Linked DNA regions of Homo sapiens: region 1 is linked to region 2. A link is a loop called in an ENCODE intact Hi-C map of the cell type or tissue named here. Cell type or tissue: PC-9. All regions are shown on one strand. Region 1 overlaps CISD1 (CDGSH iron sulfur domain 1). Region 2 overlaps IPMK (inositol polyphosphate multikinase).

What was found. Peaks named below come from ENCODE experiments on the same cell type or tissue, not always from the same donor. Only the 100,000 strongest peaks of a DNase experiment are listed, where the experiment ranks them.
Region 1: it touches region 2 in a loop (5-fold over the local background); 2 of 110 quality-filtered maps call a loop at or near these places.

The regions. Positions count from the first base shown.
Region 1 is chr10:58,278,033-58,283,032 of GRCh38, reverse strand. All of the region lies in intron 2 of CISD1 (CDGSH iron sulfur domain 1), which reads right to left. Among named protein-coding and RNA genes, the nearest start is that of CISD1, 11 kb to the right of the region's middle. In PC-9, no CTCF peak of the experiment used is centred here; DNase peaks (open chromatin) are centred at 1,172, 1,462 and 2,422; H3K27ac peaks cover 2,695 bases.
Region 2 is chr10:58,215,210-58,220,209 of GRCh38, reverse strand. It overlaps IPMK (inositol polyphosphate multikinase), which reads left to right. Exons shown (of 6, transcript NM_152230.5): 4 at 3,893-4,065. Among named protein-coding and RNA genes, the nearest start is that of IPMK, 50 kb to the left of the region's middle. In PC-9, no CTCF peak of the experiment used is centred here; a DNase peak (open chromatin) is centred at 2,419; H3K27ac peaks cover 547 bases.

The DNA of each region.
Region 1 (5,000 bases), 63 kb before region 2:
CAATTTCAGTTCAGCTCCTGATGTTAACTGGTAAGACTTTCCTCTCTTTCTTCTTAGTCTGTATTCTTTTGCTGTCCTTGTTTGAACTGCCTCCTAGGTGGCCGTCATACAACTCAGCAAGTGATGTAACCAACCTGAAGTTGCAGGGAAAGGAACCTAGCAATACTACATCCCATACCCTTCCCTCTTACATCAGAGTCCTTTCATCTTCTTGTTTCGAAAGTAAGACTATCTCTTCCTTTTTAAGGCTGAGTTTCACATCTGTGCTGTTACTCTCATTTCCTTCCACCCTTTGTCAAGATACCGCTGACTCAAATAGTATCTTTCCCTGTAGTCACTTTAATCATTTCCTCTATACTGGCTCCTTTCATTCTCACTTCAAATATGGATAGCCCTTTTGTGAAATACAATTGGCCCCATCTGTATCTGTGGGTTCCACATCCATGGATGCAACCAACTGCTGATAGAAAATACTCGCTAAAATAATTGTATGGGTACTGAGCATGTACACTTTTTTCCTTGTCATTATTCTCTAAACAATACAGTATAACAACTATTTACATAGCATTCACACTGTATTAGGTATTATTTGCAATCAAGAGATGACGTAATAATTTAAAGTATACAGGATTATGTGCATAGCTTATAGGCAAATACTGTCATTTTAAATCAGGGGCTTGAGCATTCTCAGATTTTGGTATCCATGGGAGGTCCTGGAACCAATCCATGGACACCGAGGGAAGCCTGTACTATAAAATAAACCAATTTCTGGGCCGGACACAGTGGATGACACCTGCAATCCCAGCACTCTGGGAGGCCAAGGCGGGTGGATCACTTGAGGTCAGGAGTTCAAGATCAGCCTGGCCAACATGGTGAAACCCTGTCTCTACTAAGAATACAAAAATTAGCCAGGCATGGTTGTGCATGCCTGTAATCACGGCTACTCAGGAGGCTGAAACACGAGAATTGCTTGAACCCAGAAGGTGGAGGTTGTAGTGAGCTGAGATCACGACACTGTACTCCAGCCTGGGTGACAGAGTGAGACTCTCTCAAGAAAAAGAAAAAAAAAAAAAGCCAAGCCAATTTCTGAAACATCAGATGACATACCAATGCTGGCAAGAGAAGCACTGGACAAAAGGGAGGGATATGTTTTTAAAAAATGTAATTTCTGCACATTACTAAGAAATCTGATTCATTAGGGTTGGGAAACCTGCTCAAGATGTTACAGACACACAACAGGTTACTAGTGACTGCACCTTAAGAATGAATTAGATTTGAAATTTGTATCGCATATAACATTTTTTCCATTGGTAAAATGATGTTTAAATTTTGTTATAAATACAACTGGTTTGTATGAGGGAAAAATTACTGACTATAAACTCAATGTAGCCACTTAATCAAAGGTATTAATTAGTCTTTGTGAACTGGCGTTTAAGTGTGTGACTTGGCACCTGTGTGATAACCTTAGAACCACAGGAATGTGGGGAGTTTCCAAAAGTCTCTGAAGAATAACAACATTTGTTAACTTGGGTAATATTCAAAGCAAACTGTTAATTGATTAATGCAGGAATAAGTGCCCAAGATGCAATGAAAATTCAGAACTGACAAATTCAAGACACAAAGAGGATCACTAAACAGCATAAAAGATAAGCCAGAGGGGGAAAAAAAGGCATGAGAAAACTGGAAATAAAATGACTGGTCTCATTCCCTCTCTTAGTCCTCTCTCAGTCCACCTACAGGAAATGGCAGTCCCTGGCCTAACCATCTGGAAACTCTAAATTGTAAAATGAAAGAATAATCCTGGAATGTTTTGAATTATAAAGTCTAATAAACATTTACACCACTAGTTTGTGTCCACTGGTGATTCTTCCTGAAATATTTGAGATCTTAGTTCATGAAAGCCCATATTTAGTTTATTGGATTCTTTGCCCTCTGGGAAAACCCAATCAAAGCAAACACCCTTTACTTGATCTCAAAGCCAAGCTGTAGTGTTCACTCAAGCAATTATGTTACTTTTCTTTCCATTCACTGTTGCATCTACGGAAAATATGACATAGACTTCTGTCGTTTCTTTATTAGTTAATTTGCACTTTAACTCACATGGACATAGCTTCTATTCTAATTACTCCGTTGAAATGACACCAAAATGGCAATTGCTTAATCTAATAGTCTTGTCTATTCATGTAGCTGTCTTTGCACAGGCCAATGTTCAGTACCAGATCATTGAAACTTTTCCCTCTTCTACTTTGAAGCTATGATATTTTTAGTTTTATTCTAACCTCTCTGGCCCATTCCATCTCCTTAAATGGCTCTTGTCCCCCTTCCAAAATGCAGAAAATTCCCCAAGATTTCATATTTAGCCCTTGATTTTTATCCATATCAAAGATCAGTTGCATTCCTACACTTGACTCATCAGTTTTGCTGATCTCTATCTCCAACCCTGATGTCTCACATTTCGTGTTGTCTGCTGTGCATTTCCATTCAACTATCATCTCAAATTCACTCTCTGAAACAGAACTCCTTATCGCTGTCCTGGAAAATTTGCCTTTTACCTCGAATCTCTTATTTCTGTTAATGGCATAACCCTCTTCTAATCCTACATGCTTAGATCCTTCAATGAGCTTTAGTTTTTCTCCCCTAGTCTTTCACACAGAAGTCAGTGCATTTGGCTGATCCTTTCCCCGAAATCTTTTATGTCTCTGATCATTTGTCTCCATTTCCATAGCTAGCACCCCGGTAAAAGTATCATAACTCTATGTTTGAAACCCCTGTCAAGGAGCTCCCCATGTCTGGAGTCACAGACTCCTCACACTGGTCCTCAAGATTGTCCTCAGTTTAGATTTATTCCTTGGGGAAGGGCAGTACAAGAACCAGACTAGATTCTTTATTCATTTCACCTTTGTTCACAAGTCCTTCCTTGCAGATTTTGAGAGTCTCCAATATATGCAGTTTATTCAAATGTTACCAATTTTTCTCAGAGCAATTTAACTCCCAAGTATATGACTATGCTTTCCCAGAAGATGTGATGTTTTTTTAATTAAGAAAAAACAAAAACAAACAAAAAACAGAGACTGGGTCTCACCATGTTGCCCAGGCTGGTACTGAACTCCTGGCCTCAAGTGATCCTCCTGCCTTGGCTTCTCAAAGTATTAGCATTACAGGTGTGAGCCACTGCACCCAGCCTCATGGTGTAATTTCTTCCTTTTAGCTTCCATTTATTTAGACCACTTACACTGCATGTACTATATACATCTGTGACATCTGCTGTTTTACTCTTTAATGTTTCTCACGCATGCATATATAGTAGATAGTAAATGAACTACTGAAGATCACTAAGGAACTATAAAACTCCAACTTAGAAATTCCACAATTTCTAGATTACTTTATTATTTTCTAGTAACCCCACCAGTACTTATCAACAATTTCAAATTCCAAATGAATAGTGCTCTTCATAATTTGTTGTAATGAGCCTATTAATTTCTGGTTTATATTCAATATAGTCATCAAGGAATTTTTGAACAAAATGGCATAATCTAAGTACTTTATCACTGGATTTATTGGGAGAAAGGAGTGAAATATGCTTTCTAGTATGGGTTGAGTAATCCTTATCTGAAATACTTGTCATAAAAAATGAAAATAAATGCTTGGGACTTTTCATAAAAATGAAAAGAAAATCTGAAATCCAAAATGTTTTGGATTTCAGATTTTTTCAACTTTTGAAATGTCTGCATATACATAATGAGGTTATCTTGGGGATGGGATCCAAGCCTAAACACAAAATTTACTTATGTTTTATATATACCTTATACATGTAGCCTGAAAGTAATTTTATACAATATTTTACATAGTTTTGTGAATGAAACAGTTTGTATACAAGGAACCATCAGAAAGCAAAGGTGTCACCATCTTAGTCACACATGTGGACTATCTGTGGTTATCTTGTATCACCATCATTCCCGACTATGAATTTATATGCTACTGATAAGCAATCATTTTCTTGCATGTATTCACATGTCAGTACTTAACAGTAAAAAACATAACATACCATTAATTCAGTTAACAAAAAAAGTGCTCTGGGAAATTAAGCAGCATAATAGCACCACCAGAATACCTACATCAGCAGCTGGGGGGGCCTTTTTTTCCCTTTGGGTCACTGACTTAACTGTGTCCTCTGCGTCTGTGTTTTGACTTCAACCGGTGAACTGTCACATGAGGTCAGGTATGGAATTTTCCACTTGTGGTGTCATGTCAGTGTTCAAAATATTTCAAATTTTTGAGCATTTCAGATTTCAAATTTTTGGATTAGAGATGCTCAACCTGTACCTAGTATGTGGCTTCTTCCATATTTGTGACAAGTTATTTGCGAAAATGACCCTCTACTATGGGGAGAGATCCCCAACATAACGTGCTTTCAAAAACAGATACATCATTTTTATTGATTTTTTTGGGGGCCCTTTAACATTATTTTTTTCATTGTATTTTATTTTATTTTTTGAGACAGGGTCTCATTCTGTCGCTGGAACGCAGTGTGATGCAATCACAGCGTGATGCAATCACAGCTAACTGCAGCCTCAACCTCCTGGGCTCAAGTGATCTTCCTGCTTCAGCTTCCTGAATAGCTGGGACTACAGGTGCATGCCACCATGCCTGGCTATTTTTTTTTTCAACAGATGGTCTCACTATGTTGCCCAGGCTGCTCTTGAACTAATGGGCTGAAGTGATCTGCCTCAACCACCCAAAGTGCTGGGATTACAGGTGTGAGACACCACGCCCTGCTGAAATCCATTTTATTTGAATGCTAAGAGTGATAGTACAGTGTTTATACCATATTTCTCACAACACACCAGAAATCCTGAAGTCATTCGGTGTACAAATCCTTTTGAGATGCTCGAGACAGTATTTTATCAACTGTGGATCACTAGCTGCCATCATGTCTAAAACCTGCAGGTTTCATAGATGACACCTCCAAAAGGGACTTGATAAAATACAATTCTCATATA
Region 2 (5,000 bases):
GCTATCCACACCTCTCCCCTCCCTACCAAGGGACTTACATGTTACAGTACCAGTCACCCACAGAGGTCAGCAACAGGTTTTCTCTGCATTCCATTTCCAAATTGGCAAGACTGACCAAGCTTGTATCAGATATTTGCTCCTGCCCCAGTCAGTGACTGTGGGCCATGGGCTGGATTCCCAAAGTATGATGGTGTTGGCAAAGGGACCACTTCTGTAGGACTGAGGATAGTTCTTGAGCTGGGCAGACATGCTAATGACAGAGTGACATTCTATCTAGTCAAGTGTTTTTAAAACTTCTTTGTCTAAAAGGAAAAAAACAAGAAAACACTGGGCCTTTAGGGCATGGGGGGAATAAACTTCTTTGTCTATGATACGTAATAAATACATTTTTACATTGCAACTCAATGTTTATAAGACAGACCAACCCAGACAACAATACTTAGTCTTACTATCTGTGAGATAGTCTCATATATTCTCTTTTCTCTTTCATTTAGGAAACTTAGTTACAACCTATTAAGTTGAATTCATAATCCAATGATGGGTTGTGGCCTAGAAATGGAAAAATACTGCTCCACTCTATACCCAGAGGGGCCTAGCCGAAAAGGTGTCCTTTGTTAATCCAGAATTTGGCATTGCTTTGTAAGTGAGGCTGCCTGTAGTAAAATGTCTTTGGTCATTTAAGTAACTGAGTCTCAGGATTGATCTACCTTGAATTAAACTCTCTTCTAGGGAAAGAATTTGCTAATAGCATTTTTCAGGGTGAATTAATAATCAGATTTATTTCTATTAATGACAGCCTGTAAATCAGTAAAAATCTCAATGCTCAGATCATGCCCTGTTTTTCTATTTACCTTTTTCAAAAGCACTTGCAGTCAAGTTGTGAAAGACATGGTATCGCATTCTTTCATAAGAATTCTGCATCTCTAAAGCAGGTTTTGATGTTTATTTTTTAACTCAGAGGGAAAGATAGAAATGAGAATCTCAAATTCTTATTTTCACTTAAAAAAATGTAAGATTAGAGAACAGAAAGAAAACACCAAACCACTCTTCACTAGGCTTAACTTATGGTTTTATTTCTGAAGGCGAATAAGAAATAATTTAGCAGTTATTTGGTAATTCCAACCATATGAAACATAAGAAGGACCTGAAAGTAAAGTAAAGAAAAACACATTTGGATAGTCTAACAAAATATCAAATAAAACCCATGATATTCATCCCTATTTACTGAAGGGGTGCCTCAATTTATTATAGTGTGAGGAAGGCCAAGTCTAAAGTTTCACTGGACAATAGGAATGGGAAGGGCAAACATTCATTCAGCAAACATTTATTGTATTTCCACTATATATAGAGTTTGCATTTGTATTTTCCTCCTTTCAAAAAGAAAAAGTAAGAGATAGGAGATTTTATTTCAGAGTTGCAAAGCCTCTACCCTAGCTTCTCTTATCTTTATCTTATCATAAAAAGTTTGTTGTTTGTTTTTAATCACTGTCAGGTTGACAGGTAGAAGACACTAACCCTACAGTGAGATATAGATGCTGTGACATTTAGCTACGTTCTCTCACTATCTTTATACTCCCATATACAACTTGACCCCAGTAAGATTTCTGGAGTCTCTTGAGTCTAAATTAATGATAATAAATTTTTGAATGCCAAGGATCTACTGTACTATGTATTACTATCTAATTAGCTTTATTCTGATATTTGAAATTCAAGTCTTTTTACTGAAATTATTGAGCAGCCCTAGAGTGGGGCTGGATCTGTTTTCTTCCTTTTTGCTTAAGGTGGTTGGAGATGGGAGGAGAAAATCTGAAGGTAAATGTCCTGTGCTTCTTTCTTCTCTCATACCATCCATGGTTATCTTTTAGACACAGAAGCTTGGGTGTATTCCAACTCCTTGATCAGGATATTTCCACTTGTCCCATTAGTTTTCACAGACAGCAGTTTCATATCTCTGTCAAGATCTTTTGTTTTCTCTTATCCTGAAATTGTCTGTCTGGGAAAACCCTTCTTTCAAGTGTGGAAGGCTCCTTGGGTGTGTCAGTGCTTCTCCCTTGGACTGCAGTAACTTTTTTGTCATATTTGGGCTTAACTTCACTTAGTTCTACAGAGTTATAACCCTGCTCTCTTCTTCTTTGACTAAAGCATAAAAAGTATCTCTTGTCCTTTGAAGGAGAAGATTTATTCCTTTTAAATCTGAGGGGCTTAAAAATTTTTCAAGCCCTAACTGGGTTCTCACTTTTGTTTGAGCATAAACTTCTTTATTGTAATTCAGCAGCTATGCTAGTCTTGGTGGAATGGGGATAATGAAAGGACATCAGAGAGTAAGGCTTCTCTTACCCCGGTACTCTTTTATTTAATTCAGAGAAAATAAACACCTTCTCTAACCTTATTTGTCATGTTCACTGATAGTAATCTTTTCTGTGTTTGAGGAGAAATACTTCTTGTTACATTCCTAACTAAAAAATGAGTCATGATCTCATTCAGAACTTTGAGATGATTCTTTTTTTTTTTTTTTTTTTTTGAGATGGAGTTTTGCTCTTGTTGCCCAGGCTGGAGTGCAATGGCGCGATCTCGGCTCACCACAACCTCTGCCTCCCAGGTTCAAGCCATTCTCCTGCCTCAGCCTCCCGAGTAGTTGGGATTACAGGCACCTGCCACCATGCCTGGCTAATTTTGTATTATTAGTAGAGACGGGGTTTCTCCATGTTGGTCAGGCTGGTCTCAAACTCTCGCCCTCAGGTGATCCACCTGCCTCGGCCTCCCAAAGTGCTGGGATTACAGGCGTGAGGTACCTCACCTGGCCGAGACGGTTCTTTAACCCAGGAAAGGAGGGAAGAATTTCTTTCCTTACTGTTTCCCTTGGGACCTGGACCCTGGCTTTCAAACTAAAACTAAAAGCAGGTCAGCCATGTATGATAACTGGGGCTTTTATAATACTGTATTTGAATCTCTATTTAATTTTTTTGTGGAAAGATGTGTGCAGGATGCCAGCATGATATACAGAACAACTTTTGGGGAATGCCTGTGTTCTAAAAAAAAAAAAAAAAAAAAAAGCAAGATGGGCTGGGCATGGTGACTCACACCTGTAATCTCAGCAGTTTGGGAGGCCGAGGCAGGCAGATCACTTGAGGCCAGAAGTTCGAGACCAGGCTGGCCAACATGGCAAAACACCATCTCTACTAAAAATATAAAAATTAGCCAGGCAGTGGTACACGCCTGTCATCCCAGTTATTTGAGAGCCTGAGGCACAAGAATTGCTTGATCCTGGGAGGCGGAGGTTACACTGAGCCAAGATTGGCCACTGCAGTCTAGCCCAGGCAACAAAGCAAGACCATGTCTCAAAAAAATAAAAAGCAAGATTCGTGTTTTTCCTTTGAAACTGGTGAGACTTGAATGTATATTTGACAATTATCATCATTTGGATAGGTTTACCCTTTCTTAATCTGTACTTCTGTTATATTACTCTGTGGGAAGGATTTATTCCTATTACTAATTTTAAATGAATCAATTTTTAAAAATTATTAAAATACTAAGAGTTCTGCTGAAACATATGGCATAAATTGTATTCACAAGGGGAATGCATTCTGGAAAAGCTTTTGAAATGATCCCATTGCCTTTTTAATATTGTTGGAAACCTCGTATCTGCTGTCTTTTGCTTGTGGTTGAATTTATTTAATTCACCTCCTGCAAGAGCTTCTCTGTGATGTTTATACTTGTTATAAATTTGTTGTTTAGGTTTTTTTTTTAGGTAGAGTTAAGAATAATTATTGACTTTACATTTATTTTAACTTTTTTCTCTGTTTTAGGATTTTCTCATCTTGTTTTTCCCTGGCAAGTACTTGAGTAGTAATATGTTTGCCTATTACTAATTAATATTTTTCTTTAATAACAGATTTATACCTAAAACTGGAAGATGTGACCCATAAATTTAATAAGCCCTGTATAATGGATGTAAAGATAGGGCAAAAAAGCTATGATCCTTTTGCCTCATCTGAGAAGATTCAGCAACAGGTCAGCAAGTACCCATTAATGGAAGAGATTGGGTTCTTGGTGCTTGGCATGAGGGTAAGAGTGCTTATTAGTATAATATGCACATTTCTCTGTACATGTTCTTCCCTTGAAAATTATGGATGTCATTGTAGTACTAATATATCAGAAAATAATGTATTTTGGAATTGAGTTGTCTGTAACTCCCCAATGTGAAAAGTGAGGGCAAGGATTAAAAAATTTTTTTTTTTTGTTCACTGATATATGGTCAGTTTCTCTGGTTCGGGAACATAGTAGGGTGATTGATAAATAAATGGATGGATGGCTGAATCTCAGGACTATAATTCTGGTAATTTTGTTTTAAAGAAGTCTTAAATTTAGGTGCAAGCAAATATTAAATGTAAATGTGATATTGTTTATGATTTTCCCATGAGAAAAGTGCTAAATATATATATTCAGTCATTTTTCTGCATTTTCAAAATATAAAAGAAATTTAAAATGTGGTAATTGTGTGGCCGGGCACAGTGGCTCATGCCTATAATCCTAGCATTTCAGGAGGCTGAGGTGGGTGGATTGCTTGAGCTCAGGAGTTTGAGACCAGCTTGGGCAACATGGCAAAACCCCATCTCTACAAAAATGCAAAAACCAGCTGGGTGAGAGGTAGCGTGTGCCTATAGTCCGAGCTACTCGGGAGGCTGAGGTGGGAGGATCACTTGAGCCCAGGAGGTCAAGGCTGAAGTGAGCCATGATCATGCCACTGCACTCCAGCCTGGGTGACAAAGTGAGACCCTGTCTCAGAAAAACAAACAACGCCACCCCCCTACCAAAAAAAAAAAATAGGTAATTGTTTCAGACTTTTGGGGTTAAAACAGTTGTTTCATTTTCTCACAATTCTGTGAATTTGCAATTTGAGCTAGTCTCAAGTGTGCAGTTCTTTTGCTGATCTTATTTAGGGTTCCTTCTGCAATCATCTGATGGTTCAGCTGGGTATAGATGGTCTAAAATGACTCTCT